Linked DNA regions of Homo sapiens: region 2 is linked to region 1. A link is a loop called in an ENCODE intact Hi-C map of the cell type or tissue named here. Cell type or tissue: endothelial cell of umbilical vein. All regions are shown on one strand. Each heading gives the region's core, and the rest is flanking DNA. Links, peaks and the distances in the headings are about the cores only. Region 1 overlaps ETV1 (ETS variant transcription factor 1). Region 2 has its middle 190 kb from the start of ETV1.

Region 1 (15,624 bases), core at 2,460-10,459:
ACATTTAAAATTGCTAGGCACTCTCTGATTTGCATATTTGCTGCCTCTATAGCAGAATGGAGGCTCTCCTTTAGGGCAGAGTTTGCTTAAAATTTCAAGGATCTACATCAGGCCACGGCAAAGAGAAAAGATTTGCCACAGTTGCCTGAAATATCTGTACAGAGCTGGCTGAAATTGCTCTGCTATCAAATAGTGTGTAAATCTGGAATTATAACATATTATAACCTCTAAATAAGGGAGAAAAACAAGTCTTTTCCATTTGATGCTTTTGGTTAAATTCTTCTACCAATAACGACTGTATAACTTAATTAAGCATTTGAATCTCTTAGAGGAAATGAGAAATCTCAGTAAAATATAAATATGTTTGATGTTGTATTTTAATGTGGTTTTGCTTTCCTATAAGTATATAGTGCAAAGCTGGATTGATTATACACTTGACTAACTCCTTGTGGAGTTGATATGACAAAATCAAGTGCACATAAACTTGTCTATTGTATATTGATGATTTCTAAAACTTGGTGCATAAAATATCCAGAGCCAAAATGTGTATGTAAACACATATCTGAAATTATCATATACTCAGTAAAAAATGTGTGTATCAATGCATACCTAGGAGTTTCAACTAGTTTTTCAAAAACATTTGTCTATTATGTAAAAAATACTGAGTTGTATTAAGAATTAATATCACCAATCTCATTCAAGAAAGATGAGCATAGTGACAGATCTTGCCAACATTTTATCTCTTTTAAACTTAGTACTTCACTAGATTTTTTGTTTGCTTACTTCTTCTCATTTGCTGGTAAGCTCATAGTTTATGTTTAAAATCCAAAGGTTTACAAGGATGCATAGATTACCTGAGTTTTATGCAGATGTGTTTAAATGCAAAGCCATCACGTATATGCCATACTTTTAGCCTGCTTTTCCAATTGTCACATGTCAAATTGAGTGCACTCAATTGAGAAAACTTATTTCATAAAGTTTCCTAGAATGAATGATAATGGAAATAATTTTTTTTTTTTTACTTTTACCATATGACCACTCTATTGCAGAACAAGTCTAAAAGTAATTATCTTCCAAAATAAGGACATATATATCTGAATTCATGTGAGAATGATAGCAAAAAAGTCAAGTTTTATAAGACCTATTTGCTGTTCATTAGGAAGCTCAATGTGAATATAACATCTTAGTTACTAAACTTGATGTGAATGTAACATCTTAGTTACTGAACTGGATGTGAATGTAACATCTTAGTTACTGAACTGGATGCGAATGTAACATCTTAGTTACTGAACTTCACATGAATGTAACATCTTAGTTACTGAACCTCATGTGAAGAAGGCAGCAAAGCTGGAGAAATCCTGACAAGGGAGTGATGAATTTAGTATTACCTCACTCACACTTAGATGGGATCTTTCTCTTTAGGGTTTTAAGTAAACTGTGAATATAAATAATGTAAAATCTGCAGAGATACTTACTTCACAATAGCTCGGATGTACTGAATCTACTATTGATTGAGTATGGGGGAGAAATATGTTAATTTTTAGATGGTTTTAATATGCTTGTAATAGCATTTGCAAAATCTTAAAAAAAAGAGAGAAAAGTAGAGGTCAGACGTGGTGGCTCACGTCTGTAATCCTAGCACTTTGGGAGGCCAAGGTGGGCGGATCGCCTGAGGTCAGGGGTTCGAGACCACCCTAGCCAACATGGTGAAAACCTGTCTCTACTAAAAATACAAAATTTAGCTGGGCATGGTGGCGCGTGCCTGTCATCCCAGCTACTCGGGAGGCTGAGGCAGGAGAATCGCTTGAACCCAGGAGCCGGAGGTTTCAGTAAGCCGAGATCGCGCCACTGCACTCCAGCTGTGACAGAGTGAGACTCCATCTCAAAAAAAGAGTAGGCTGTGCACAGTAGCTCATGCATGTAATCTTGGCACTTTGGGAGGCCGAGGTGGGAGGATTGATTGAGCCCAGGAGTTCAAGACCAGCCTGGGCAATATGGTGAAACCCCATCTCTACCAAAAATACTTGAAAAGTTAGCTGGATGTGGTGGCACACACCTGTAGTGCCAGCTACTCAAGAGGCTAAGATGGGAGGATGGTTTGAGCGCAGGAGGCAGAGGTTGCAGTGAGCCCAGATCATACTACTGCACTCCAACCTAGGCAACAGAGCCAGACCTTGTCCAAAAAAAAAAAAAAGTAAAAGTAAAGTAAAGAAAGAAAAAGTAAAAGTAGAATAAGTAAATAATGCAGTTATCGCAGTTATCTGAATTTACGTGCTTTTGAAAGTTTAAGGCTACATGGCGAAAAATAACAGTATAGAATTTTATCTACACAATTATAAACTTCTCTTGTAAGCACCTGGGGTTTTCTTTTGGACAATACCCCACACAAATAATGACCAGATCCAAACAACATTAGATTATATGATCTACTAGGCTCGCACTATTACAAGTTTTACAAGCCTGTGATAGTCTTACTAAGCTGAAATTTTAAAATAAAGTTGAAGTGATAGAAAACATAGACACAACTGTAACTTTGAGTATTTATTTATTTATTTATTTATTTATTTATTTATTTATTTATTTTGAGACGGAGTTTCGCTCTTGTTGCCCAGGCTGGAGTGTAACGGTGCGATCTCAGCTCACTGCAACCTCTGCCTCCCGGGTTCAAGTGATTCTCCCGCCTCAGCCTCCCTAGTAGCTGGGATTACAGGCATGCACCACCATGCCCTGCTAATTTTGTACTTTTAGTAGAGACAGGGTTTCACTATCTTAAGTCAGGCTGGTTTTGAACTCCTGACCTCAGGTGATCTGCCGTCTTGGCCTCCCAAAGTACTGGGGTTACAGGGGTGAGCCACCGCGCCTGACCAACTTTGAGTATTTATTTCATACTACCATACTCTGACAATTAACAGAGGTTTAAAAGAAAATATGAGGCCGGGCGCGGTGGCTCACGCCTGTAATCCCAGAACTTTGGGAGGCCAAGGTGGGTGGATCATGAGGTCAGGAGATCGAGACCATCCTGGCTAACACGGTGAAACCCCGTCTCTACTGAAAACACAAAAAATTAGCCGGGCGTGGTGGCGGGCACCAGTAGTCCCAGCTACTCGGGAGGCTGAGGCAGGAAAATGGCGTGAACCCGGGAGGCGGAGCTTGCAGTGAGCCGAGATCATGCCACTGCACTCCAGCCTGGGAGGCTGAGTGAGACTCTGTCTCAGAAAAAAAAGAAAAAGAAAAAGAAAGTATGATACAGGATGCCATTAGCTGCCAAAATGGGCCACACAAAATTCTGAAGAGATAGTGGTTTTAATGTGGAATTTCAATTTTAAATTTCTCTCTTGCTGGAAACTACATGATTTGAAAAAAAACATACCATGAACAGCTTTGTCCTCTTGTTTTCATCTCTCCTTGGATCACCACAATATTCAGATAACTTTTTCTATTTGCTTTGCATATGAATAATACTAGTAAGAAGTTCATTTGGGTATATACCCAGTAATGGGATGGCTGGGTCAAATGGTATTTCTAGTTCTAGATCCCTGAGGAATTGCCACACTGACTTCCACAATGGTTGAACTAGTTTACAGTCCCACCAACAGTGTAAAAGTGTTCCTATTTCTCCACATCCTCTCCAGCACCTGTTGTTTCCTATAAATCATGCTGCTATAAAGACACATGCACAAGTATGTTTATTGCGGCATTATTCACAATAGCAAAGACTTGGAACCAACCCAAATGTCCAACAATGATAGACTGGATTAAGAAAATGTGGCACATATACATCATGGAATACTATGCAGCCATAAAAAATGATGAGTTCATGTCCTTTGTAGGGACATGGATGAAATTGGAAATCATCATTCTCAGTAAACAAGAACAAAAAACCAAACACCGCATATTCTCACTCATAGGTGGGAACTGAACAATGAGATCACATGGACGCAGGAAGAGGAATATCACACTCTGGGGACTGTGGTGGGGTGGGGGGACGGGGGAGGGATAGCATTGGGAGATATACCTAATGCTAGATGACGAGTTAGTGGGTGCAGCGCACCAGCATGGCACATGTATACATATGTAACTAACCTGCACAATGTGCACATGTACCCTAAAACTTAAAGTATAATAAAAAAAAAAAAAAAGAAGTTCAGCAAGACTGTTTCTCTTGCTGGACTAGCACAATATGATTGTTTTAAGAGTATTGTCTCTCTTATTTTATCTTATCCTCTAGCCCCAAATACTGTACTTTAAATTATTAGAAATAATAATGGCATCTTAATAAAGGACTAGCAGTCTTTGAAGAAGTATCTAGTCAAAATAAAATCATGTCAATGGGAATCCTTTATTATTGCCTGCACCCCTATTATGTGCTAGAAACGGTATCAGTGACTTTATAAACATAACCATATTTACCCGTTACAAAAACACTAAAAGATGAGAGTTATTTGCCCTTTTATAAATGAAGAAACTGGAGGCATAAGGGGTTACAAAACATGCTCAATATGACACAAATCGTAAATGGATGTCAGGCCCAGGATTTACTATAATATTTCCAGTGTCATGTTAAGTGAGTGGTTTTATTTTTTAATACTAAGAAAAACAGATGGAGCAGTGAAATGTACAGACCCACATACTAAAAAAAAAAATTACCAGAACAGAGAGTTGAAAAATACTTTTAAAGAGAATAGTTAAATGAATCACAATAACACATGCTTGTTGTTCTTTTGGTTTTTTTTTTTTGATACTTTTCATATTTATCTTTGAATTACTCTCCTGTAAAATTTTCCAGATTGTTAGAAACAACTAAATAGAAACCATACACACACACACACACACACACACACACACACACACAAAATAAGAACAATAACCATCTATTTAATCTGATAAAAATTCCTTGAAAATTTTTTCAAGTTGTTCATATCCTAGTTGAAAATGTTTTATGAAATAAAATGTCTCTTTTCCTCAAACCTATTAGTTAACTCATTTAAGTATAGAAATCATTTAAGTGTAAAAATTCTAAAACTATATTCGAAACCTAAAAACAGATACTTAGTTATGTAAACACTTTAAAAAATGTTATATGTTCCCTTCTTTTGTTCATATTCATGAAACAGACAAAAACACACAAAGACACACACACAGAGAGAGAGAGAGAGAGAGAAGAGAGATCCAAACATGTATCTTTAAACTGTCTCATTTAATTTCAAATCTCAGTTCCACTTATAAAAACAGTTGTATGTTCACTTTACCCACTTGAAATAAGCAGTTCTGGGCCTAAATATCCTGGTTGTTTTATTAAAAAAGAAACTAAAAGTCCCACCCTATAAAAGCACACTCCACCCCCTTCTAATTGCCTTTTTCCAAGCTAGTACAACTCACAAGCAGATTATCCATCCCTTCCCCCTTTCCTGCCTGTAAAATCCAAGTTAGACAAACACTGTGGGGCTGAAATGACATATTTGAATGGAATTCAGACCCACCAGTTCCTGTTTATGTTTCTGATTTGAGAATGTTGTCTTCTCATTCACTATACATTAGGAACACTGCAAGGCCATAAATAGTGTCAGGTTACTTGCAAGCAGGACCAATGAGCATTAATCATTACTTCCAGTCAACTGGCATAAGCAGCAGCTGATGGAACACTACACCCTTCAGCTCTGTATAAATGGACATTCCAGAGAGAGTGAGTGAGTGTGTGTGTGTGTGTGTGTGTGTGTGTTTCCTTTCAGTCTCCATTTTATGAATGAAACTCCAGGCTCTATAGCGTCCATTCATGTAAGAGAAATGCTTACAGGGCTCTGCCCCTAGGGATCAATCAGTCATGGGTAAAACTGGTATGATTGGTTTAAGACAGCCTTCAGCCTTCCATTACTGCCTTAAAATGCAGTCCCTGTCCATTTGGCCTGTGTTAATGCATAAAGAGTAAATCCAGACTGTAGTCTCAACTCTCAAATCAAATCACTAGAGCCAATGCCACTTACTGTAACTGTAGATTTAGAGCATATTTAAGTATTTCTTAGAAAAACTGATATAGTGGGCCAGAGTACTGATTTGGGAGATTTGCAATTTTAACTCCAAAAGAAATGAGGAAAACTCATATGAGACATGCTAAGCAATAAAAGGCAAAGTCAAATTGTGAGGCCAATCTATGACCTCTATTGCAATAACAAAATCAATTAGGAAGACATCACTGTCACTTTTCACAATTGAAGCACCTAAAAATCAGAGATTAAGTGATCTACTAGTCCACAAATCACTGGATGTGTAAAAGAAAATTATCTTTGGATATTGAGAAAGAGATAAGATGTTAACATTTTCTGAAAGTTCAATAGCTCATTCTTTAAAGTTCCCAAGTGATCCTACACTTGAATTTCTTTAAGCAATAGTTTTAGAGTTAGGAGGGAAAAAATGAGCTGCCATGTTTCAGGAGAAAATGTAGCCATAAGCAAGTGATGTTTTGTAATGGAATAAGGCCACGGTTTAGCCTTTGGAAGTGTTACATATCAAGCACAAAAGGCCAAAGTTCATGGAATCATAATCATTGCTGCCCTGGAAATTACTAAAGATGGCAATATTTAAAAATATCCAGAGTTTTTATGGAGAGGAAGCAATATATAAGCAATTATGGAAATATTTTTTGAAGAGTCAATCCTATCCTGAATAGTATTGAATATGGAATGGGTTTTATCAGCCATTTGTACTTTGTTCCTTGACTCCGAAGGGGAAAAAAACACTTTTTTCTTTCAGTGACCTGAAGCCATGTGAGAAAAAAGTTGCAGTAAACAGTCCCTGTGTATATCTCTAAACCACTGATCAACAGATCCTTGCCATGCCTACAGAAAAGGAAGAGGATAAACAGAAAAACTGCCCAGTCTTTGGTTTTAAACCTGGGAAGGATTATTTATTATGGCATTATGACAAATATTCAACCTCCAATTTCTAATATCTGATTAATACAGTCATACAGAATAAATAAATTTATGGCAGTATGTTAGAGCTCAAAACTAAAATACTTAACATAGGCAGGTGGGAGATGAACCCACCATTCAGAAAAAATATGGGACAGAGGAAAATCACCAAAGAGTGAACGTATACCGAATTATTAATTTATTGCTAACTTTTTTTCCAGGGCTTTAAAAATATTCAATATTTTCTAAGGAATTACTTTTTAAGGTGGTTCAAAAATATGTAAATAAAAATGACAAACTGAAAATGAATATCTTCAAATGTAATATTTCATATTTAAAATAATTGTAATATGTTGTCTAACTTCCATTATTCAATATATTTAAAGTCTGATCAATGTAATACATGAATTATAAATTTATAATTATTAGGGGCTGGATATAAAATTCATAATAGATTGATTTGAGAAGTATATGCATTATCTATATTGAAATAATTTGTTTAGGTGTTCAGAGTTTTAGATATTGTGGTTTTTATAATTCTAGGCCTTCTATAACTATATAAGAGGGAGGCGGGCCTTGAGATAGACTGTTGTGGTTGCTGAGAAGAGAAGAAGGCATACATTCGTAACAACTTGGTGACACTTCCATACTTTCAAAGGGAATATGAATAGAAAAATACTATTCTACTTCCTTTCCTCCTTAGCTGCCTAATTAGAATCCCAGCAATAATACAATTTTTAAAAAATAACTAAGATAAAATAATGTCTTCAATGTGAAAACACTGAATAGTAAGTGACATTGGAATGTTCAGACAGTGGTGGCATGCACCTGTAATCCCAACTACAGTGAGGCTGAGGAGGGAGAATTGCTTGAGGCCAAGAGTTAGCAACTTACCTGGGCAAGACAGCGAGACCCTATCTCTTTAAAACACATCAGCCAAAACAAAACAAGACACACACACATAGAATGTTCAAGAGGGAGAAATTATTGATCATGGGCTTTCCATTTTGGAAATAATGAAGCCTGCTAGTTTATGGTAAGCCTTGAATATTCAAAATAAATATCAGTTACCTTTATTTCTACTCCCTGTGTTCCATCTGACTTTAATTAGTGTCTTTCAACAGCTTTCCTTTTTGTAATCACTGCATACTTTCTGTTTCCTGGATAATATTTTTGGTTGCTTATGTGTGCCCCAATTGTTCAGAAAGGATGAAAGAAAAGTGTATTGGAAAATATGTATGAGGTTAGTTTCCCTAGAACACGTATCTCATCTTGTAAGTAAATAGCAATAAATTGTTTTTTAAGGTAAAATATCCTGATGACACAATTTCTGAGATATTGCTAGATGAGTAGTAGTAATAAATGCAATAGTAATAGTTTAGAAATAAATGACTGGGATATTTTAGCCCTCTGAATGTTGTTATTTTTTTCTTAAGTTTTGTGCAAGTTTAGTCAGTTGATTGAGGCTCTGACATGTCATCTCCAAACCTATAAAACACTACACATTTATATTTTTATATGGATGCAGAAAATAACCATGTTGTTCTTGCTCCATTACCCAATTATTTAATCCTACAAGTTTCACTTTCAAACCATATTATAAACTCTGCAAGGGGAAGCCCAAGCAATGCTTACTACTACAGGCAGCATTAGGAATTACTTCACTACTTTTCCTACTATTTGATTAGGATGAGTATCCACCAACACAGCAAAACATAGAATAACATTTACAATATAAAAACATTCCTCTCTTGCCATTTCAGAAACCCAAGAGTATTTAAATTTCTTGATTAAAGTGCCAGCTTGGGCCTATGTGAATAGCAGATAGATTTGTCAGCTCTGACAGATGAAAGTTAAACATATTCCAGTTTTAACGTATTTAACATAAGGTAAATATTTTTTCAGTATTTATTTCATCATTTTTCTGCCTACACATAATTTTTCGATGTGCTAAGGACAGATAACCGTTCTCTAAATTTACAGGCTTTTCTACTGGCTTTTATCAAAGCCCTAATAGGGTAATAAGGAAGTATATGAGGAGCCTGGGAGGGGTTGTTGGGGTGAATAATGGATGGATTTTAAATGAAGAATGGGCCAGCCACAGTGGCTCACACCTGTTATCCCAGCATTCTGGGAGGCTGAGGCGGGCGGATCACCTAAGGTCGGAAGTTTGAGACCAGCATGACCAACACGGAGAAACTCCGTCTCTACTAAAAATACAAAATTAGCCGGGCATGGTGGTGGCGCACGCCTGTGATCCCAGCTACTCAGGAGGCTGAGGCAGGAGAATCATTTGAATCAGGGAGGCGGAGGTTGTGGTGAGCTGAGATCGTGCCATTGTACTCCAGCCGGGGCAACAAGAGTGAAACTCTGTCTCAAAAAAAAAATTAAAAAAATAAAATAAAATAAAATGAAGAATGGAAAAAGCACCCTATTCCTCAACAACAGCTTTCTTTACATCGATTTGAGATCCTGTAGTCCCTCATAAGCTTACTTGTGAAAAATGGATTCAGCTGACAATGGTCTGAAAAGCACAGCTGAAGGTGAAGTGTAAGCCACTGAGCCATCAAGGGCATTAAGAAAGAAAGAGCGAGGTCCAATGAGAAGACTCAAACTCTATGTTCATGCAATCAAGGACTTAGAGCTTGGAAGGGCCATTAATTAGCCACTTTTTCTTCTCATTATTTTTCAGTCTTTTTCAAAAGAGCTATTATAAAAGATCACTTCTTTGATAATCTCAGTTCTTAAGAATGCTCGTGGTATATTTTTTAAAAGAAAGCAGAATGCATCTTCATAATTTATATCGTTGAATTGCTCTATTTTGCTACCTCACTGCGGTGAACACCTAACATTTAGAGTAAAATGTGGGCACTATTTAATGTGAAATGTGCTCCTCCCAAATTAGTGAAAGCACACCTCGTATCTTCAAGCAGATGCCCTGGATCATGAAGATCCTTCGAAAACCATACAAAAACACTCAGTATTTCCCTTTAATCTGAACAATTATGTAGAAAGACAAATCATGAACTCTTCACTAAACTAAGAATTAGAAAATCCTAATTTTAGTTTTGGCTGCTTCACAATATATCTGTAACTGATGGTAAATTACTTCATTTGGATGAACCTCAGATATTTATCTGTAAAATTTGGGTGTGGAGAAGTTTGAAGTAGGTGAACTTCAAGAGCTTTCATGATAACAGGATTTAGAATTCTATGAAACATTTATTTGTGTCAACTTCCCAGTTTAAAATAGCACGAACAACATTTGCTGTCAAAGAGTTACGTGCCTCCAAATTGAAAAAAGGCCTCATGAGTAGCAGCAGGAGTGGCCTTAAGAAACACAATTTAAAAATGCAAAAACCGTTTCTTCGGCAAACATATGATGTTGAGTTCTCACCTCTACCCTCTGCTTTTATTTCCTGCTCTCTCTAAGCTCAAAGTATGCAGCATTGTCCTTTATTTTCTTATTTTAGCTATCTTCCTCTTGCCTTTGAAAGTTCTTCTTTCCCTCTCTTCATTCCCTACTCTGATTAAGTTGCTCCACCACATGGCCGAGAAGCATTGTTTAAACCTATTAGGATAACAGAATAGGTCTTCAGGGCTAAAAACACCTTATTAATGTACATTACTCCTCCAACCAACTACTGAGTTAAGATTTTTAATACACTGCAATGTGCAAAGGAATAAAACCCTAATGGTAGCATTGCAAGCACTGTGCAAGGTGAACATGAATCCCACTAAGTAAGGCATCATTTTCCCTCCCTCCTCTAAGGCAGTACTAGACACAAACCAATAGAAAGTCATTTACGCTTACAACGTGTGAGACTATAACATCATTTACTTGTTTTCACTTATAGGACTGACGTGATGAGTTTGGACACTTCTCTTCTTCAACTATACATTAATTGATTTTTTTTTTTTTTTTGAGACAGAGTCTCGCTCTGCTGCCCAGGCTGGAGTGCGGTGGCGCGATCTCAGCTCACTGCAAGCTACACCTCCCTGGTTCACACCATTCTCCTGCCTCAGCCTCCAGAGTAGCTGGGACTACAGGGACCCGCCACTGCGCCCGGCTAATTTTTTGTATTTTTTTTAGTAGAGACGGGGTTTCACCGTGGTCTTGATCTCCTGACCTCGTGATCCGCCCACCTCGCCCTCCCAAAGTGCTGGGATTACAGGCATGAGCCACCGCGCCTGGCCCGACTGATTTTTTTTTTTAAATACTCATTCTGTTTGATTAGGAAAGCAGCACATAAGCATTGTTAAAATATAAAATATTAATACTTCACAGATACAAAATATCACCTATAATATCACCACCTATATATAGCCAAGGTATTTCTGTACTGGCTCTTAATTTGCATGAGTTATGCCTTGCATACTTTTAAAAACTCAGTAGTCTCATTTCATTAAATATTTTTCAAAAATCTGACTTCTAATGGCTGCATAATATTTCTTTTACAAGTACCCATAACTTACTTTACCGTTCACCTATTATATATTTTTAATATTTTGCTTTCTGTCTCTCTCAAACATTCACTATGCATCTTTCACTATTTCTTAGAATAAATTCCTGAGAGTGAAATTACCATGTGAACATTGTGTGCTGATATTCTCTAAAGTCAAAGTTTAGTTTCATGTGCTCACTACTCCCTAAAAAAATCTACTGTAAGATATCAAAAAGTAAAATAAAATGAAACAAAAAAAGCAAAATATCAACCAACCACCTAACACTTTCAGCTCTAATAAAATATATTGCTATAAACATCTAAAATATTTGCGTCACTGGACATTCTGAATTTGCAAAACCTCATATGTGGTCATGAAAATGAGAAAACAGTCTTGACTCTAAGAAAATAGGATACTTTCTACGGGAATCTCCATGACGCACTCCAGATGAAGCACTCAATGTGTATTTAACACTTCTTATGTGGGCATTTGACCATAAGGGCATGAAAAAAAATATCATGTTGGATTTAGACAAAAACAACCAACCAACAACAACAAAAAATGTGTACTGCTTTATGCAGCATAATAGGCTAGAGAAGAGAAGGAAAGGGACAATAATAGATGGATTGGATTGGATCTTTTAGAACCTAGTATCATGATACAATCATGATCATACTGTACTGGTTCATTAAGCTAGCCCTAAATATCTATTTCTTGTTTCCTCACTGTCTTCTGATTGAAGTCTTTTTCTTTTCTCCTGAATAAAAATTTATACTCTACTAACATACTATTTTGCATTTTTTATCTTAAATATTAGGCAGTTGAAATTGCATTCCTGTAATTATAATTATAACTAATAGACCTTCCATTTCCCATGTCATAATTAATGTCAGGCTTTATTAGAGCACAATCATAAGCTACCTTTTCCCTTACGAGGCTTCTTTTATTTTCACAACATTTATGGTGTATAGAATTAAGCAATAAAGAGTTCTAAAGGTCTTCCGTAAGAATAGCCTTTGGATCATAGATGCTGAGTTAACTGACTTAGAAAATGCTTTTTACGGCAGGGTGCAGTGGCTCATGCCTGTAATCCCAGCACTTTGGGAGGCTGAGGCTGGCGGATCACTTGAGGTCAGGCGTTTGAGACCAGCCTAGCCAACATGATGAACCCCTGTCTCTAATTAAAAATATAGAAAAATCAGCTGGACATGGTGGCACACGCCTGTAGTCCCAACTACTCGGGAGGCTGAGGCAGGAGAACTGCTTGAACCTGGGAGCTGGAGGTTGCAGTGAGCCGAAATCACACCACTGCACTCCAGCCTGGGCGACAGGATGAAACTACATCTCAAAATACAAATACAAATAAACAAAATGCTTTTTACATTGTTTTTAAACCACATATAAATCTATGTGCTTCCTAATGTGCTATTTGTTCAACACCAATAGGTGAAAAAAGAAATCACTGATTCAGTGATAAATGCATTAGATTTCCTCAAAGGTTATTAAGTGTACTTTCAGCAAGGATGAAAAAATTAATGACAACCAAACAAAATATCTACGAATCATATTTGTTGATTGCCATGTATGACATATACATATGTGTCAACTTAACTGCAGCAATTTCATGGCAAGTAAAATACATTTTGACACCCACAGATTAAGTTTTCATAGGCCCTGGTTATGGGGTTACTATATTTATTTTAAATCCTGTCAGAAAGATACAATTTTACCATTTAACTATTCAAGCAAAACACAACTGTATCCTATTGGCAATATTGAAATTAGAACTCAAAGGTGGTATACAACTTTGGTAATTTTAAATATAATTTAAAAGGGAGAATGCAATATAAAATTAACAGCTTTTTAGGTAAGAATTTTACAAGTAATCTGCAAGACATGGCATACTTAACTTACAAAAGAGATGCCATACATACCTTCGACAAACGATGCTGGACTATGTTTTGAAGATTATATATGACTCAATCTGTGCTTTTGAGGGTCAAATAGTGACTGGCTCTGAAGTCCATATTATGTATGAATGTAATTCTTACAGCACAAGATGCTGTATTTCGCCCTTATTAGAATTTTAAAATCTCTTTTCCATTAGGTTCACATCTTCTTAAGAAAAGTTATACATTCTCAATACCACACTACATATAACTGTATATACAATATAAATATGAGGAGAAGATATACATGGAGCAATCACAGAATCAAGAAAACAGTTTCAGGCTGGGCGTGGTGGCTCACGCTTGTAATCCCAGCACTTTGGCAGGCCGAGGCAGGCAGATCACGAGGTCAAGAGATTGAGACCAGCCTGACCAACATGGAGAAATCCTGTCTCTACTAAAAATACAAAATTAGCCGGGCATGGTGGCGCATGCCTGTAATCCCAGCTACTCCGGAGGCTGAGGGAGGAGAATCGCTTGAACCTGGCAGACGGAGGTTGCGGTGAGCCGAGATCGTGCCACTGCACTCCAGCCTGGCAACAGAGCGAGACTCCATCTCAAAAAAAAAGAGAAGAGTTTCAGTGTGGCTCTTTTTGGTATTATACATATAAAAACATTTCTAGGCAGGGCATGGTGGCTCACACCAGTAATCCCAGCACTTTGGGAGGCCAAGGTGGCCCGATCACCAGAGGTCAGGAGTTTGAGACCAGCCTGGCCACCATGGTGAAACCCCGTCTCTACTAAAACTACAAAAATCAGCCGGGTGTGGTGGTGGGTGCCTGTAATCCCAGTTACTCGGGAGGCTGAGGCAGGAGAATTGCTTGGACCCGGGGGTCGGAGGTTGCAGTGAGCTGAGAATACACCACTGCACTCAAGCCTGGGCGACAGAGCGAGACTCCGTCTCAAAAAAAATTCATTTCTAGAGCACAAAAAGAAATATTTTAAGTGCTATGCTATACATGTTCTTTGGAATGATTATTTGAGATAATTTATATGATTTCCACATAAAGTTTCTTGAAATCATAATGAATTTTAAAAACTACAACAAATTAAAATGTGGTTTGGGGAATAAGGATAATATCAATTAACAGGATTTGAAATTTACAGAGATAAATGTGTACTATTTATAATAGAGCCCACTGTATTGCAGGGTTCTTAATTAGAGACACCAGTGGACGATACAAAAGGTTCTAAACTGAAACCACAATGGGAATTTCAAGATACTCCCCAAATTACAGTCCCTGGGGCAAAAATTCAAATAAAGACTCTTATACAATCTGTTAAAATTTCTTAAATTATAAATCGGCCAAGCAAACTGATAAATAAGGTGTCTTCTCATCTTTGCAACTGTATACCATAACAACCTCTCAGCCATGTCAAGTTTAGTAGCTGAGGAAATCTCTAAAATGAGCCTGGAAGAGTATGTGGTATGGAGAGAGCTAGTACCCAGTCTTCAGATCCTGACACACCCCACTTTTTGTCTCTCTTCCTATCCTTGAGCTCAATATTGGGCCACACTGTGAGAGTTTCACACATCAAGATCCATCCTCATGCCTTCACGAACAACTGCCCTTTAGCCACCCTTGAACCTAGCACTATATATAGGAGCAATGTGCTCTGGTTTCAGAAAACAGGGCCTGGGATGCACTTACTCAGGCCCTGGAAGTAGACTCAAGGCCACTTGGGCAGAGAATTCATAGGTTTTGGGGAGCTTGCATGCTTTCTAGAAGTTGAGGCATGCCTCAACGGGGCCAATTCCCTTCGTCCTTTGAACCTATTGGCCAGTGTAGAAGGATGACCAGAGGGAGACTTCTAAGTCACAGGGCTCTCTTTTGCAGAGCCTTAAGGGCAGTTCATTATCAACCAGGTAATCTTATACGCAAACTGGTAACTCAAGACCTGGAGGTAGTTTTCTTTACTCAAGTAGACTGATGATAGAAAAACTCAGCAGAGGACGCAATACTCCCTTCATAAAGAATGCCCAAACTTTATATCCAGACAAAAGGAAATGAAACTGTTCTCAAATATTTCCACATCCACAACCATCTATTGACCACAGATACAATAATGTTAACAATATTTTACAGGTACATGGTAACCTTATAAACATTAGCTTTTATTTCATAGATTATCTTTCAAAATACCTGAGATGTGTTAAAAACAGATGTCCTGATTTGGCAGATTATAGAAGGAAAAACTCAGCAGGGTTAAGTAATTCTTTTAAAGTCTCAAGGTTCAAATATTGGCAAAGTTGGTGGTACTATTTGGAAAAAAAATTTTTTTTTTGAGACGGAGTCTTACTCTGTCACCCAGGCTAGAGT
Region 2 (15,624 bases), core at 2,900-10,899, 120 kb before region 1:
CCAAATATTTATGTGACTCTTCTTAACCAAACTTGAAAAAAAAAAATCATCTTCAATACTTCACTCTATTTGTATGCACTCTTTCTAGGCCCTACTACTTATCAGTTGAACAATGTTTTGTATTTATCTCTTCCATTTCATTCTAACAGTCGTTATTGTTGTCAAAATATTTATCATCTTACACCTAAATAAATGACATAATTTAAAACCCGTCTCCTTATAGCTATTCTCTGTCTTGGCATCCCCTCTGCCCAAGTTCTTTTTCAAACTACTACTCTGCTCTCCGTCCAAGTGCCTATCATCATTGCTTAATATGACAAATACCAACAACTCATTTTGCCCGGCTTTTAAGTTCTTCTGTATCATACATTCCTTCTCCCTTAATAGTCTCGGTCTTTGCAATAGTGGCCTTCCACATTCATCCAGAATAGCATCAAGATCAAAGCATGCACAATGACAAACTGTGGTTGCCCCAATCATGCTAGAAATTTAATAACCTCATAAAATAGTAGACTGTGACTTTTATCCAGAGCAGAAACCAGGTGCACTTTAAGAGAAGAGCGGAAAAAGACTCTTTTCTATTGTCCCAAGCAACTTAGCTCCATCTCAAACTTACAATCCCACTCCCACAAACAAGCCCTGACACCTACCAAATCTATCCTCTGAAGAACTAAGTTTAAGGATCATTCATAGCAACTCCAGTTCTTATTAAAATACTCTTCTAGGAACATAGAGTATTCATTCTCTCCGAAAGAAAGTCTAGAAAAAATCAGCTTTCTCCATCTTTTTGTATTTCAATGGTGTTTTTCCTCCTGAGTGTTGTTTCAACTCCACTTAGGCAAAGGTTCCCAGGATGACTGCCTGTTTGTCCTACTGCTTAAACTGTCCTTACACACAGTTCTTTATCACTACATACTTCTGCTCTCCCAGACATAGAAGGTTTCCCTCTTTCCTGCCTGCCTACAGAAATAAAATTTACTCAGAAGTACTGACTTGAATTTCGCTCTGGCTTAAAGCCTTTTCTAACTAAATCAGAATATATATTTTCCCTTTGGCAAATTATTGTTCTGTTACTGTCTTACCTATGCTAGTTTTGTCTCCTGGCAGGAATTTCAAGTTACCAGTGATCAGGCACCCCATGTTTTCTTTATTTCTTTTGTATCTCTCTAATCACATAGCACAAGCACAGTGACCAGTACGTACCTGTTTATCAATTGAATACTGAAAGCCCTAACAATTGATTTAACAGATCAATGTAAAAACATACTTATAACCAAGAGTAAGTTGAATTGCTAACTGATTATTTTTTGTTATTTTCAATCATCTCTTGCAATATCACAAAAAGTCCGCACCAAATAGTGTATAAATCAAGAATAATCTGTTCACCACTTACCCAATATATTTGACAGTATCACAGGGTTTTGGAATTTTTATTTTTTGGAATTTCCTCCCCCAAAGATTGTACCTGCAAACACCAAAAGCCAATCACTGTGTTTCAATTACAATAAAATGATACACCATGGGGAAATGCAGGAGTCCAAGAAATACTCAGAAAGAAGAGAAGCAAGACAAAGTTTCTGTGGACCAAAATGAAGGCTGTTGAGGCAGAAAAAAATTGATAAAAGTTTAGCTAAATGTGAAGATTGAACCAGGAAGACACACCAACAAAATTAGGCATGTTCCAAAATCTGTTACAAGTTGAAATATTTTTATAAGAAAGTATAGGAAAAGGAAGGGGGACTCCTCATACCAAAGTTGTCCTTTTTTATTGGAGGGCACAATACAGAGGTGACAGTCATTGGCTACAGATGACAACACACAGGCTAAAATGTTTCACGTGCAAGATAATCAGCAAAACTTTATGATTCAGAAAAAAGCCAGTGTCTTATTCCGTGTCAATAGGTTACGTATTCGTCAGTATAACAGTTTGAGGGACTCACAATAAGATTTTTTACTCAGGAACAGGATGTCAGCTACTAATCACAAGACCATCTCCATGTTGTTAATTTGGAAACCGGCCAAATGGGATCTGTAGGTTATCATGTCTATTAAGATGCTCTCTGGTAAGTGTTTTCTATGTTTTCCAGTGTGAATCGTAATCACAAAAGACACAATCCTGAATGCCATAATCCCAGATCTTGAAGTTCTAAAAAATTAAAATCCCTAAAGTCTAAAATTTCTAAAGTCTGAAATCCTGAAAATCACAATCACAGTATAGTGGCATCATATTAGGTGGAACTATTGCCTTATTATAGTCTGTATTAGGAAGTTAAGCATGGTTTGAGGAGATGGGTATGGGTGCTAAATTGAAAAGGGGTGGCTTTGTGGACTTAATTTTAGGTGTCAATTGGACTGGGTTAAAGGATACCTCAAAATCTGATAAAGCATTATTTTGGGTGTGTCTGTGAGAGTGTTTCCAGGTATTAGTGTGTGAGTCTGAGTGGAATGTGTGAGGAAGATCTGTCCTCAATGTTAGAGGGATGGTATCATCCAGTCCACCGGGTCCTGGAAAGAACAAACACAAAAGGTGAGTTTGACCCTCTCTGAGAGCCAGGACAGACTTTTTTTCTGCTGCCTTGGACATCAGAACTCCAAGCTCACGAGGCTTCGGCCTCCAAAACTTACACCAGTAGCTGCCCCGGATTCCAAGACTTTAGGCCTGAGCCACACTCCTGGCATCCCCAGAGTCTCCAGCTTGAAGATGGCTTGTCATGGGCTTAACATATTGTAGCTACCATAATTGTGTGAACCAATTCCCCTAATAAGTCTTATCCCATATATTTATGTGTGTATGTCCTATTGGTTTTGTCTCTCTGGGGAACCCTATCTAATACAGATTTGGTATTGGGGAAGATGAATATCATTCCTGATTGTATTTCTTACAACACAATGGAGAGATTTGTGAAAATTGTTCCCTTGCAAAAAGGCTATGATAAGTGTACAAGGCTATTTAACAGTGAAAGACAAAAGTTTAAAAGATAATTATTATTGGTGCTGGGAAGGCAGAAAATTGCTTACTTGTGACAGCCAAGCAATAACCAGACTTTCATAGGGTGTGTTAGTCTGGGTTCTCTAGAGGGACAAAACTATATATATAAAGGGGAGTTTATTAAGTATTAACTTACACGATCACAAGGTCCCACAGTAGGCTGTCTGCAGGCTGAGGAGCAAGGAGAGCCAGTCTGACTCCCAAAACTGAAGAACTTGGAGCCTGATGTTCAAAGGCAGGAAGCATTCAGCACAGGAGAAAGATGTAGGCTGGGAGGCTAGGCCAGTCTCTCCTTTTCACATTTCTCTGCCTGCTTTATATTCGCTGGCAGCTGATTAGATTGTGCCCACCAGATTAAAGGTGGATCTGCCTTCCCCAGCCCACTGACTCAAATGTGAATCTCTTTTGGCAATGCCCTCACAGACACACCCAGGATCAATATTTTGTATCCTTCAATCCAATCAAGTTGACACTCACTATTAACCATCACATAGGAACAGCATATACTTACAAAATTGGTAAGCCAGAACCACCCTCCAAATACAAGTGCAGCTAGTTTTTTGAAGATCACAGAAGTTAAAAGTGAGGAGAAATGTACAAGAAATCTTCCCCTGACAAATCAATCATATTCAGCTTCTGCCCCAACACGCATAGTGTCATGCTTGCCCTCAAAAATGCCCCTTTGGAGAAGAAAAACGATTTGACGAACTCAGCAATTTTCCGAACCAAAGACACTTGCTGATATTGAGCTTTCTCCAGTGTTATAAAACACATTAAATGGTGAAGTATTCTTGATTGGAGATTTGACTATCAAAGAAAATACACTTCTTATATTTACCACTAAGTCTAATGCAGAAAAACTAGCAAATGTTTCACTTTGGCTAATGGATGACACTTTCAAAATTGTCCCTACTGTTTTCATCAGCTATATACAATTCATACCCCTGTTGGTTTCAAAAATTCTAGAACTTATCTCCTTTATGTATTAATGACTGAAAAAAGTGAAGCACTATATAAACACTTATTTGAAGATTTGGTGAACTTTACAGAAGAAAATGGATTTCAACTGAATCCCCAAACTGTAACAACAGATTTGGAATTAAGTGCAATCAAGGCTTTTAAAAATGAATTTCAAAGTATTACCAATAAAGTTTGTTTTTTTCCTTTCAACGCAATCCATTTGGTGAAAACTGTAGATAAGTAGATTGGCCATGTAATACAGCAACAACAAAAACTTTAGCTTTAAAATGCATCATTTGCCTAAATTGGCATTCCTTCCAGCTGATGACATTCTGGGAGCTTTTAATGAATTAAAGCTTCATTTGCCTGAAGAAGCCAGTGCAGTTGCTGACTGGTTTGAAAATTACGTGCATGGTAGCATCAGAAGTCACACAGCACTGTTGCTGTTGGATCACTAGTATCGTTTCCACCAATTTTGTGGTCAGTATACTAGTGTGTTTGGAATTTACTTCCATATACCCAAAACAGCATAGAAGCATGGCACAGAAGGTGGGAAACTTTAATAGAGAATGCTTATGTCAGTGCATATAGAATCAGAGAAGAATTTCAAAAAGAACCGTGCCACATAGAAAATGAATGTGGGCTGGGCACAGTGGCTCAGGCCTGTAATCCCAGCACTTTGGGAGGCCGATGTGGGCGGATCACGAGGTCAAGAGACAGAGACCATCCTGGCCAACATGGCGAAAACCCTGTCGCTACTAAAAAAAAAAAAAAAAAAAAAAAAAAATTAGCTGGGTGTGGTGGCAGGCGCCTGTAATCCCAGCTACTCAGGAGGCTGAGGCAGGAGAATCACTTGAACCCAGGAGGTGGAGGTTGCAGTGAGCCGAGATGGTGCCATTGCACTCCAGCCTGGACAAGAGCGAAACTCCATCTCAAAAAAAAAAGAAAGAAAGAGAAAGAAAGAAAAAAGAGAAGGAAAGAAAGAGAGAGAGAAGAAAGAGAAGAAAAAAGAAAAGGCTTTCCTAAAGTCCAAGATGTAAAAATGCAAGCAGCAAGATGTGTATTAAACATGTTTTGTTCCTTTTCCACAATAGAACTCCCCTTTCCTTCCCCATCATCTGTTAATGAAAACTTGTTTGAAACTTTCTGTAGGTCATTTTTAGATATAAATTTTAGAATTAAATATTTACCATATTTTCCTGCCAAAATTGAAATCAGTTGTCTTATTTCTGATTTTGTATGAGACAAATACCTGTTAAAGCCATCACCCAATTACTGAGGATACTTTTATGATTTTAGTTAACTTAATGAGCTCTCCATCACATTTTATGTAAGAATTGTTTGAATTTGAAGCTAAGACAAATGGAGCTTTTATGTTGGTACTTATTATATTTTAAGTATAAATATACTTATAAAATTATAAAAATTATTTAAAATTAATATATTTTAAAAGTAAATTTTAATATATTTAAATTTTTGAAAATTATATTTTAAATGTAAAGTACTTTATTAAAATATTATTTTTCTTTAAGACCTCTATTCTACTTTTTCTTTCTAATGATATATATTTAATTTTGCAAAAGTATTTCCAAATGATGCCAGGGAGGTGGAAATTTATGCCAGTCCTAACTACCTTTCAGTAATTAGAATCCAAGAATTATTAAAACCTTTTTTTCTGAAATTAATCAGCAGCTCTACCATTGCCTGCTAATTGATCATAACGTGAAAAAGGGCAGAAGTAAAGATGAATTACCATGCAGGGGTATTCATAACATAAGGATAACTGCAATGAGGAACCTCTAAAAAACAGATCAGTCAGTTTGTTCTCTTCTCTTTTCAATGACCAACCATGAAATTTTCCTTCCAAAATCATGCAACAATTGCTTCTAAAAGTGACTTCAGTGAAATGAAGCATTGGCTGAGTTTAATGCATGTGCTTCACAATCTAAAACTAGCTTCACTTGATTGCTGAATTCTGTGGTTCTATGGAAACTTTGGTTCTCTTTTCAATGGCATAATGAAACTCATAACCAACCTTGGAGACATACTTAAGAGAAGATATTTCTCATATAATTTTTACAAACATTTTCTCATAAAAATTTTTCTCACCACCTGCCAGATTGTGACTCCTGATAACTATTCACTCAATCAATGCCCAATAATTCACTCTAGTGAATTAGGTTAAAAGGAACTTTACTAGGGGGACTATAAATGGTGGCACAGGAAATCTAATTTACTAAAATTTACTAAAAAGAAAAAAAATACATAACATCCCCTCGCAGTTGTTTATTTATTACTTCAGAAAACGTCTTTACTGAAAGCAATTTGCTCATATTAACTAAGGTCTAACTTTAGCATTCTCCCCTTTACATACAGAGAAACACATAGAAAATTAAATATAATTATATTTGAGGAATGTAATTTAAGTAGAACCCCAATTTTTTAATGCTAAATATAAAATCTCAGAAAATATTATAATCAGAAATACAGAGAGAATAATCTTGGATTGAAATTATTTAGTATTTTAATAAAATACTTAATAAAAGATATGCTTATAGGTACTTTGAAAGAGTAGCACTAACAAAAATGGAAAATTTAGGATTTAAAAAATTACAGAAATGATCTAGGCAAGCTAAATTTTCTGTAGAAATAAACATATTTCTGTTGACCTGTTGTCTCTATTTTCTGAATCATGGAACTTTAAAAATTTCCATATACTTCCAGACATGGAGAATATGTCACAGTTTGATCAATGAACCGGTTTGGATGATGGATTGACAATAAGAATGGGCAAAGGTCTTGAGTTTAGCTAATATCGAGGGATTGGACATGTATATTGATATAGCTATGCAAGAATTAGTCAGCCAAAATAAGATAAAATCATGATTTGGTATGTCCATGTTAAACTCATGGTAGACAGGATTCAAAGGTCAAAAAGACCAAAGAATAAACACATGACCTCTCATTTTACTTTCTTCCTGGAGTGGGAATCCCTGTGCCTACAAATACTCATCATGGCCAGAAATTGCTCAGAAACCTACAGTTAAACCCTGTCCCTCACTGGGGCAGGATAATGATACTTAGATTCGTTGAATATTATATATTGAACACCATGTGCATGGCACTCTGTGAGGTACTGTATATATAAGAAGGGCAAAACACACATAATTCCTTCCCTTATGAGCTTACAATATAGAGGCCAACACAAAAATCAAAGACACAAATATACATATAAAGGACTGAATAGTGTAATAAGGAAAAATGTAGAGTGCTGCCTTACGTTGAGGTCTCTAGAAACAGAGCCTGAAATCAGGATTCTTGTGTGAGTAAGTAATTGAGGAAGTGTTCTCAGGAAATCAGGATAAGCAGGGAAGAAAGCTAAGCAAGAATGTGGTCTCAGCTGGAAACTGACTTGAACTTCACCCCATGGGGAGCTCTGGAGAACATGAATTATACCACTGAATTATGCCACATTGAGGCCAGGATATGTCCTTTTTGTAATCCTGGTCATTTAGTCACTGGGTGAGGGCCACCAGATAGAGTGGGGTTGACAGGAGGAAGCAATTTTTTTGTAATGCTATCCGAGTTAAGATCTGAAGGTTTTATAGCATTTACCTTGGAAAAGAAAAGGAGTAAGAACATTCAAGGTAGCAAAGAGGTCTCTGGTCACCAAAGATCATGAGAAGATGATGCCAGCCAGTGCAGTACAGACAGCCCGAGAAGTGGTAGATTGTGCAGAATCATAGAGGCCAAGTCAAAAATTTTGGTTTTAATCCTAAGCGGATTGGGCAGCTTTCAAGCGTTAACAGTAGGGGAGGCACTTAAACATACATGAATTTTTAAAAGAGTATTAGAGAAAAAGAATCAGAGTGGGTTAAGAGTAGGTCTTGGAATATCATCTGCTGACAATTATAGGAATAGAAAAAGAAATAATGGTGGTTTTAACTAGAATAGTGATTGCACACATGAATATAAATGGATGCAAGAGATAATTACCATGTTAAACTGATGGAATATGGTAGTGAATGGAAATCATGGAAGGTATAAGGAGGTATAACCATACCATATCAGTCTATTATCTTGTATTATTTTCTTTAGCTATGCTCTGCTACCCAGGAACTGGCACAGATAAAGAGGTCAGTTGATTATTTGCCTGAATATAATGAAAAGGCAAGAGAGCTTATGTCACTGGAGGAGAGTTACTCAAAGCGTGGACCATAGAATTCAAACTGGACCAAAAAGAAATGAAGAAAAGATGAGGTTACTAGTAAGAAGAGATAGAGGCACCAACAGGCAGCCTGGAGCTACTGACTGAGGAGCACAGAGGTTCGCTCTAACTGCTGTGTAGAGCTAGTCCAATAATTCCAACTGTGAAATTGTCCAAATTAAATTTATTTGTAATAAGTTTAGGGAAGTATGCATAAAGGAATTATAGATGATTTTTACAAAGGAAGAAAAATTCTGGCTATAACTACCAAATCTAGCATGATTCAACAATGTAAAGCAATTGTACTCAAAGCAAACCCATCGCTAAGAAGATAGACGAGGAAGCAGTGTGTACTTGTCAGGTACCAGTTAGGCAAATATACGCACTGTGGTACTTACTAGGACAGGACAGTGAATTCTTCATCTCAACACTAAAACAGATGCAAAGAAATTCAAAAAACCAGTTGAGACCCACAAGAAGTCAAAAATCATCTTAGGATGTACTGAGATATGAATCCTGAGGTCACAGTTATTTTGCTGTTTGACTTGCTCGAAAATTGCTTCAGTTCTTCATTTTTGAATCTTTATGCACAACATTTGTGAGTTTTGTGTACATTTTGGAGTCCTCGAATTCCACTAATATCAAGCAAATGGAAACATGAGTGGAATCAGGAAGCAAAATCTGCAATGTGTTCTCCTGGAATGGGTTGGAAGTGCCTGACAAGCTGCTCCAATTGGCAATGTGGATCTTGGATCCATGAAAAACACAGCTGTGTAGACCAGGGTGGAGATCAAAGGTTGGAAAACCTATTTTTCTTTTAATGTTGTGAAAAACCCTATGGTCCAAGAACCACGTATATTTTTGACATAAAGACTGCATAGAGAGAAGTCAAAGGCCTTCAGTTCATAAGTCCCTCGGAAGGACCACATATTAGTGAAAAGATGGAAATGAAAGTGCTTAGATATTTTTAATCACATAAAATTTCAACATGAATTTTGGAAGTCTAAAAATACCTTCAACACAGGCAGAATGGATTTTAACATGCTCCACACTAAACTTTCAGTTCTGAAAATAAATAGCATGCTGTTTATAGCAACACTGGGTTGTTGTTCTGTATTTCTTAAAGGTGATTATAAACGTGTCAAGATTACATTTGGGGTTCCAGAAGTAGAGCTATTCCCATTATCAGAAATGTTTTTTGCTGAGCTTGGACTGCATCTGTATTAATTCTAGTTATGAAAAGGCAAAGTAGAAAAATATGGTAAGGCTATGATCAATCATACTAAAATAATATTTTTTTAAAGTGGCAGTGCTCCATTAACTCATCCTTTCCCTTTTTCTCTAACATGACATCACATTTTCTTTACCTCTTGCTGCTCCAAATAGTCCAATTTTTGTCTCAAAATATCTCTTCCTGAAGCCAAGAAAATCTACAAAACTGTCTCTGATGACTAGACACCTATTCTTCTATGTCCTCAACAGTGTCTACCCTCTCATAATCTCCTGAAATTGAATAAACCACCATTGCTTGATACTCTTTCAAATACGAACTGAAATTGTTAAGTTTTGCCTTCAAGTATGATACCAGATGTGCCAGGGTTGATACTGAAAGGAGGCGCCTTCAGCAATTGAATAAAACAGAACTTTCCACTCCCTGGTGATTCCACAGACTTCGGAAGGGGACAGCCAGCAGTTTATAGAGTTAACCTAAGTAGCTTTCTGTGTCATTTATTTTTATAGGTTCCTCAGTTTTTTACAATTTCTTGGCAGTGTTTTAGATTCCTACTGAATGCCAGTTCTTAAAAATATCTAGTAAGAACTAAAGCAGTGCAGGATGATCAATGAATTATTTTAAATACTTTCTAAAAGTATGCTATTTTTTTTCTGTAATCAACATAATATATTTAGGGAAGTCATTATGGCATATTGAGGACCTGTGTGACCCTAATGAGGTGGGCCTTTAATGCTTTAATTCATGACAGACATATGTTTTAATAATGTTAGCGTATACCATGCGTTTAAACTGATGAGTGTATTATGAAAGTGATTTGCTTTTAATTTGAATAAAGTACTACCAGGGCAATGTATAGTTAAAAGAGTTTCATCTATAGTTAATTATTTAGCTCGGGGATTTAAAGCTGTGCGGTAATGGGCTTCTCATGTTCTTAACAGAAGTTTAGTTCAACCTTTTAAATGCTATCACAGGTTGGCAGCCAGATCTGGTTGGCCTTCATTCTTTCAATTTGTTATAGGCTACCTGCTATCAGCTTCAATACCTAGGTTTGCCAGCTGCTCTCGTGTATTCTGGGTAGCCTCATGCAATGCAGCTCTTATGTACAATTACACAACCATTCCCAACCACTTAAATCTAACATCACCCCAGAACAACAAAGGCAAGTAGGTTCAAACCTATCCCATCCTATGAGTGTACTAATGTGTAAAATAATTTTTATAAAGGTTTTATGTCAAATGTATTCGATGAGTGTGAGAAAAATAAACTTCTACCCTGCCTAAAATCAGAATTGTCTCCCTCTCTCTTGCTATGTAAATATGAATATTCTGCTAAAAACTGGGGTAGCTGTTGCTTTCTGTTGCTCTGTGTTACTCATGTTTTCCAGGCCTGGGAACAGATGGTGCACCACCTGACTCAGAAGAGTCTAATGTAAGATTCATTGTGCTTCACAGGAAATCAAAGATCAAGCAACAATACAGAAGGTGACGCAGCACCTCCTCAACCAGTAACACAGTATGATACAGTCAAGCGGCAAAGGGAGAGGGGAGGGGAGAGAGAAACTTAAAAAAAAAAAAAGAAAAAAGAAAAAAACAAAGAAAGAGCAAAGTAAGTCCACCTGCTTGGAAAACAAAACCTTTAGCCCTTGAAGATTATTATTTGAAAATACAATCAACCTCCATCCCAAACCTTTGTCTAAGATAATAATAACTAACTTTCTCTCCAAAGGACTTTACTTGAATTTGTCAGCACTAAAAGATTTTTCTGATGTCCTTCAAGAAATGTTTTAAATTCAAATCACTTGTAATGCACAGAAGTGGAGGTTGATAGTGATAAGTGTATGAAATTTGTAATTTTAACAAAGCTGTGGAGAAGGGGCCTAGGACAGAATAACTTAGATTATATGGGGTAAGGAATCTTCACAGCTATTTTAAAGAGTAGCAAGTGCATTGTGTAAGCGTTTCAAACACCCTTCTTCACTTAACCTAGAACAAGAGTTGGCAAACTATGGCCTTATGGACCAAATGTGGCCAACTGCCTGTTTTTATAAATAAAGTTTTATTGGAACACAGTCATGTTCTTCAACTTGTGCATTGTATATGGCTGCTTTTGCACTACAGTAGCAGAGATGAGTCATTATAAGAGATCATATGGCCAAGAAAGTTGAAATGTTTATGATCTTCTACAGAGAAAGCATACTGAACTCTGGGCTAGAACATAAACCCCTCTAACAATTGACATATGGACATGAACTTTCATTCCATCTGAGAAGTCAGTAAGAACCCCTATAATAACAGTATCTAACATACTTGACTCACATTTTTTACCTTTTGGAAAGAAACAGTTTCTGGCTTTCTCACCCACTATCACCCACCATCACCAGTTCACAACAGTATTAGCAGAAAAGATATTAAAATGGTTTCTTAATGTTCAGATGCCATCTTCTGACTTCCTTATTAAAAAAATAAAACCCTACATATATAATGCCTGTGGGCAACTATATGCTAATTTGTAGCCTCCCTACCCTTCTGCTGCTAAATTTTTTCAAATCATTTGTTCCTGTCAGGCTGTCACAACAAAAAAAGTTTCAGGCCCTAGACAAATACCACGTGAGGATGTATTCCTAACCTTGTTATCTCTATAACTGGTTGTAACAGAGACTCACCCCCAGAGACAGAGTGGCATTAAAGTACAGTCAAGACATTTACAAATAAATTACTGCCTGAAAAAATCATAATAAGTGAAACAGCATTTCATCCACAAAGAGCACACTTGAAAATCCGTTATCAAAGTCGATTTGCTATTTCCACCCTACATTAGCCTAATGTGATGCACACAAGGCACAGCCGGTGGTGTTCCAGCACAGACTCTCCACAAAATAAGGATTTAAGGATTTCAAACTATCTGAGAAACTGCATTACTGGTCAAGATAATGGCATTTTTATAATAAATGAAAAATAGCAGCTGAAATGCACAAGGGCATGAGATTGGGCATGAACAATCTGGTTTAAACAGAATCCCACCATCTGCCACTACAGGCATCATTCTGAAGCAGGTCAGTGCTGCACCTATTTTAGGTTTTAAATCAGTATCAGCTACAGTGACAGCCATGAGACAGAGGGATAACTTTTCTAACTGTCCTTTTCCATTATTGCATTGACAATAAAAACACCACCTTCCTTGCCAAAAGCTAATTTTGCCCCAACCCAAAAGACACTTTACTCCCAAAAGAACACAATCACAGTAGTTGGAATAGATGACTAGTTGGAAACAATGAGGACACCTTCAGTCTACATTAAACCCTTTATACAGGTGTGGCCGGCAAGATGGACGAATAGAAAGAGCTCTTGTCTGCAGCTTCCGGAGAGATCAATGCAGAAGGCAGGTAATTTCTGCATTTCCAACTGAGGTATCTGTCTCATCTCATTGGGACTGGTTAGGCAGTGGATGCAGCCCATGGAGAGTGAGCAGAGGCAGGGTAGGGCGTTGCCTCACCTGGGAAGTACAAGAGGTTGGGGAACTCCCTCCCCTAGCCAAGGAAAGCCCTGAGGGACTGTGTCGTGAGGAACGGGGCATTCCAGGCCAGATACTACGCTTTTCCCATGGTCTTTGCAACCCACAGACGCCTACACCACCAGGGCCCTGGGTTTCAAGAACAAAACTGGGCGGCTGTTTGGGCAGACACAGACCTAGCTGCAGGTGTTTTTTTTATTTGTACCCCAGTGGCACCTGGAATGCCAGTGAGACAGAACCGTTCACTCCCCTGGAAAGGGGGCTGAGGCCAAGGAACCAAGTGGTCTAAGTCAGCAGATCCCACCCCCAGAGAGCCCAGCAAGCTAGGATCCATTGGCTTGAAATTCTCGTGCCGGCACAGCGATCTGAAGTCAACCTAGAATGCTTGAGACTGATGGCGGGAGGGGCGTCTGCCATTACTGAGGCTCGAGTAGGCCGTTGTCCCCTCAGAGTGTAAAAAAAAGCCTCCTGGAAGTTCGAGCTGGGTGGAGCCCACCACAGCTCAGCAAAGCTGCTGTAGCCAGACTGCCTCTCTAGATTTTTCCTCTCTGGGCAGGGCATCTCTAAAAGAAGGCAGCAGCCCCAGTCACGAGCTTATAGATAAAACTCCCATCTCCCTGGGACAGAGGACCTGGGGGAAGGGGCGGCTGTGGGTGCAGCTTCAGCAGACTCAAATATTCCTGCCTGCCCACTCTGAAGAGAACAGCAGAGATCCCAGCACAGCACTCCAGCTCTGCTAAGAGACAGACTGCCTCCTCAAGTGGGTCTCTGACCCCCGTGTCTCCTGACTGGGACACACCTCCAAGCAGGGGTCGACAGACACCTCATAGAGGAGAGCTCTGGCTGGCATGTGGTGAGTGCCCCTTTGGGAAGAAACTTCCAGAGGAATGAGCAGGCAGCAATCTTTGCTGTTCTGCAGGCTCCGCTGTTGATACCCAGGCAAACGGGGTCTGGAGTGGACCTCCAGCAAACTCCAGCAGACCTGCGGCAGAGGGTCCTGACTGTTAGAAGGAAAACTAACAAATGGAAAGGAATAGCATCAACATCAACAAAAAGGACATCCACACAAAAACCCCATCCGAAGGTCACCAACATCAATGACCAAAGGCAGATAAATCCACAAAGATGAGGAAAAACCAGTGCAAAAAGGCTGAAAATTCCAAAAACCAGAACACCTCTTCTCCTCCAAAGGATTACAACTCTTCACCAGCAAGGGAACAAAACTGGACGGAGAATGAGTTTGACAAATTGACAGAAGTAGGCTTCAGATGGTGGGTAATAATAAATTCCTCCAAGGAAAAGGACATGTTCTAACTGAATGCAAGGAAGCTAAGAACCTTGAAAAAAAATTAGAGGAATGGCTAACTAGAACGACCAGTTTAGAGAAGAATATAAATGACCTGACAGAGCTGAAAAACACAGCATGAGAACTTTGTGAATCATACACGGGTATCAATAACTGAATCGATCAAGCAGAAGAAAGGATATCAGAGATTGAAGATCAACTTAATAAAATAAAGCATGAAGACAAGATTAGAGAAAAAAGAATGAAAAGGAACAAACAAAGTCTCTAAGAAATATGGGACTATGTGAAAAGACCAAACCTACATTTGATTGGTGTACCTGAAAGTGATGGGGAGAATGGAACCAAGTTGGAAAACACTCTTCAGGATATTATCCAGAAGAACTTTCCCAACCTAGCAAGACAGGCCAACATTCAAATTCAGGAAATACAGAGCACACCACAAAGATACTCCCCGAGAAGAGCAACCCCAAGACATAATCGTCAGATTCAGCAAGGTTGAAATGAAGGAAAAAATGTTAAGGGCAGCCAGAGAGAAACGTCCGGTTACCGACAAAGGGAAGTCCACCAGACTAGCAGCAGATCTCTTGGGAGAAACCCTACAAGCCAGAAGAGAGTGAGGGCCAATATTCAACATTCTTAAAGAAAAGAATTTTCAACCCAGAATTTCATATCTAGCGAAACTAAGTTTCATAAGCGAAGGAGAAATAAAATCCTTTACAGACAAACAAATGCTGAGAGATTTGTCACCACCAGGCCTGCCTTACAAGAGCTCCTGAAGGAAGCACTAAATATGGAAAGGAAAAAACCAGTACCAGCCACTGCAAAAATATACCAAATTGTAAAGACCATCCACACCACGAATTAACTGCAACAACTAACAGGCAATATAACCAGCTAGCATCATAATGACAGGATCAAATTCACACATAGAAATATTAACCTTAACTGTAAATGGGCTAAATGCCCCAATTAAAAGACACAGACTGGCAAATTGCATAAACAGTCAAGACCCATCACTGTGCTGTATTGAGGAGACCCATTTCACGTGCAAAGACACACATAGGCTCAAAATAAAGAGATGAAGGAATATTTTCCAAGCAAATGGAAAGCAAAAAAAAAAGCAGGGTTTGCAATCATAGTCTGTCATACAACAGACTTTAAACCAACAAAGATCAAAAAAGACAAAAAAGGGCATTACATAATGTTAAAGGAATCAATGCAACAAGAAGAGCTAACTATCCTAAATATAGATGCACCCAAAACAGGAGCACCCAGATTCATAAAGCAAGTTCTTACAGACCTACAAAGAGACTTAGACTCCCATGCAATAATAGTGGGAGACTTTAACACCCCACTGTCAATATTAGACAGATCAACGAGACAGAAAATTAAGAAAGATATTCAGGACTTGAACTCAG

The links. A loop is a pair of places that touch in the nucleus more often than their neighbours do. Peaks named below come from ENCODE experiments on the same cell type or tissue, not always from the same donor. Only the 100,000 strongest peaks of a DNase experiment are listed, where the experiment ranks them.
Region 2: a loop joins it to region 1, with 9 times the contacts of the local background. A loop is called at or near these places in 2 of 110 quality-filtered maps.

The regions. Positions count from the first base shown.
Region 1 is chr7:13,914,751-13,930,374 of GRCh38, forward strand. The region is part of intron 9 of ETV1 (ETS variant transcription factor 1); the gene reads right to left. Among named protein-coding and RNA genes, the nearest start is that of ETV1, 67 kb to the right of the region's middle. In endothelial cell of umbilical vein, for the core only: no CTCF peak of the experiment used is centred there; a DNase peak (open chromatin) is centred at 5,551; H3K27ac peaks cover 2,289 bases.
Region 2 is chr7:13,790,421-13,806,044 of GRCh38, forward strand. No RefSeq gene overlaps it. Among named protein-coding and RNA genes, the nearest start is that of ETV1, 190 kb to the right of the region's middle. RefSeq lists an enhancer at 15,519-15,624. In endothelial cell of umbilical vein, for the core only: no CTCF peak of the experiment used is centred there; a DNase peak (open chromatin) is centred at 10,841; H3K27ac peaks cover 729 bases.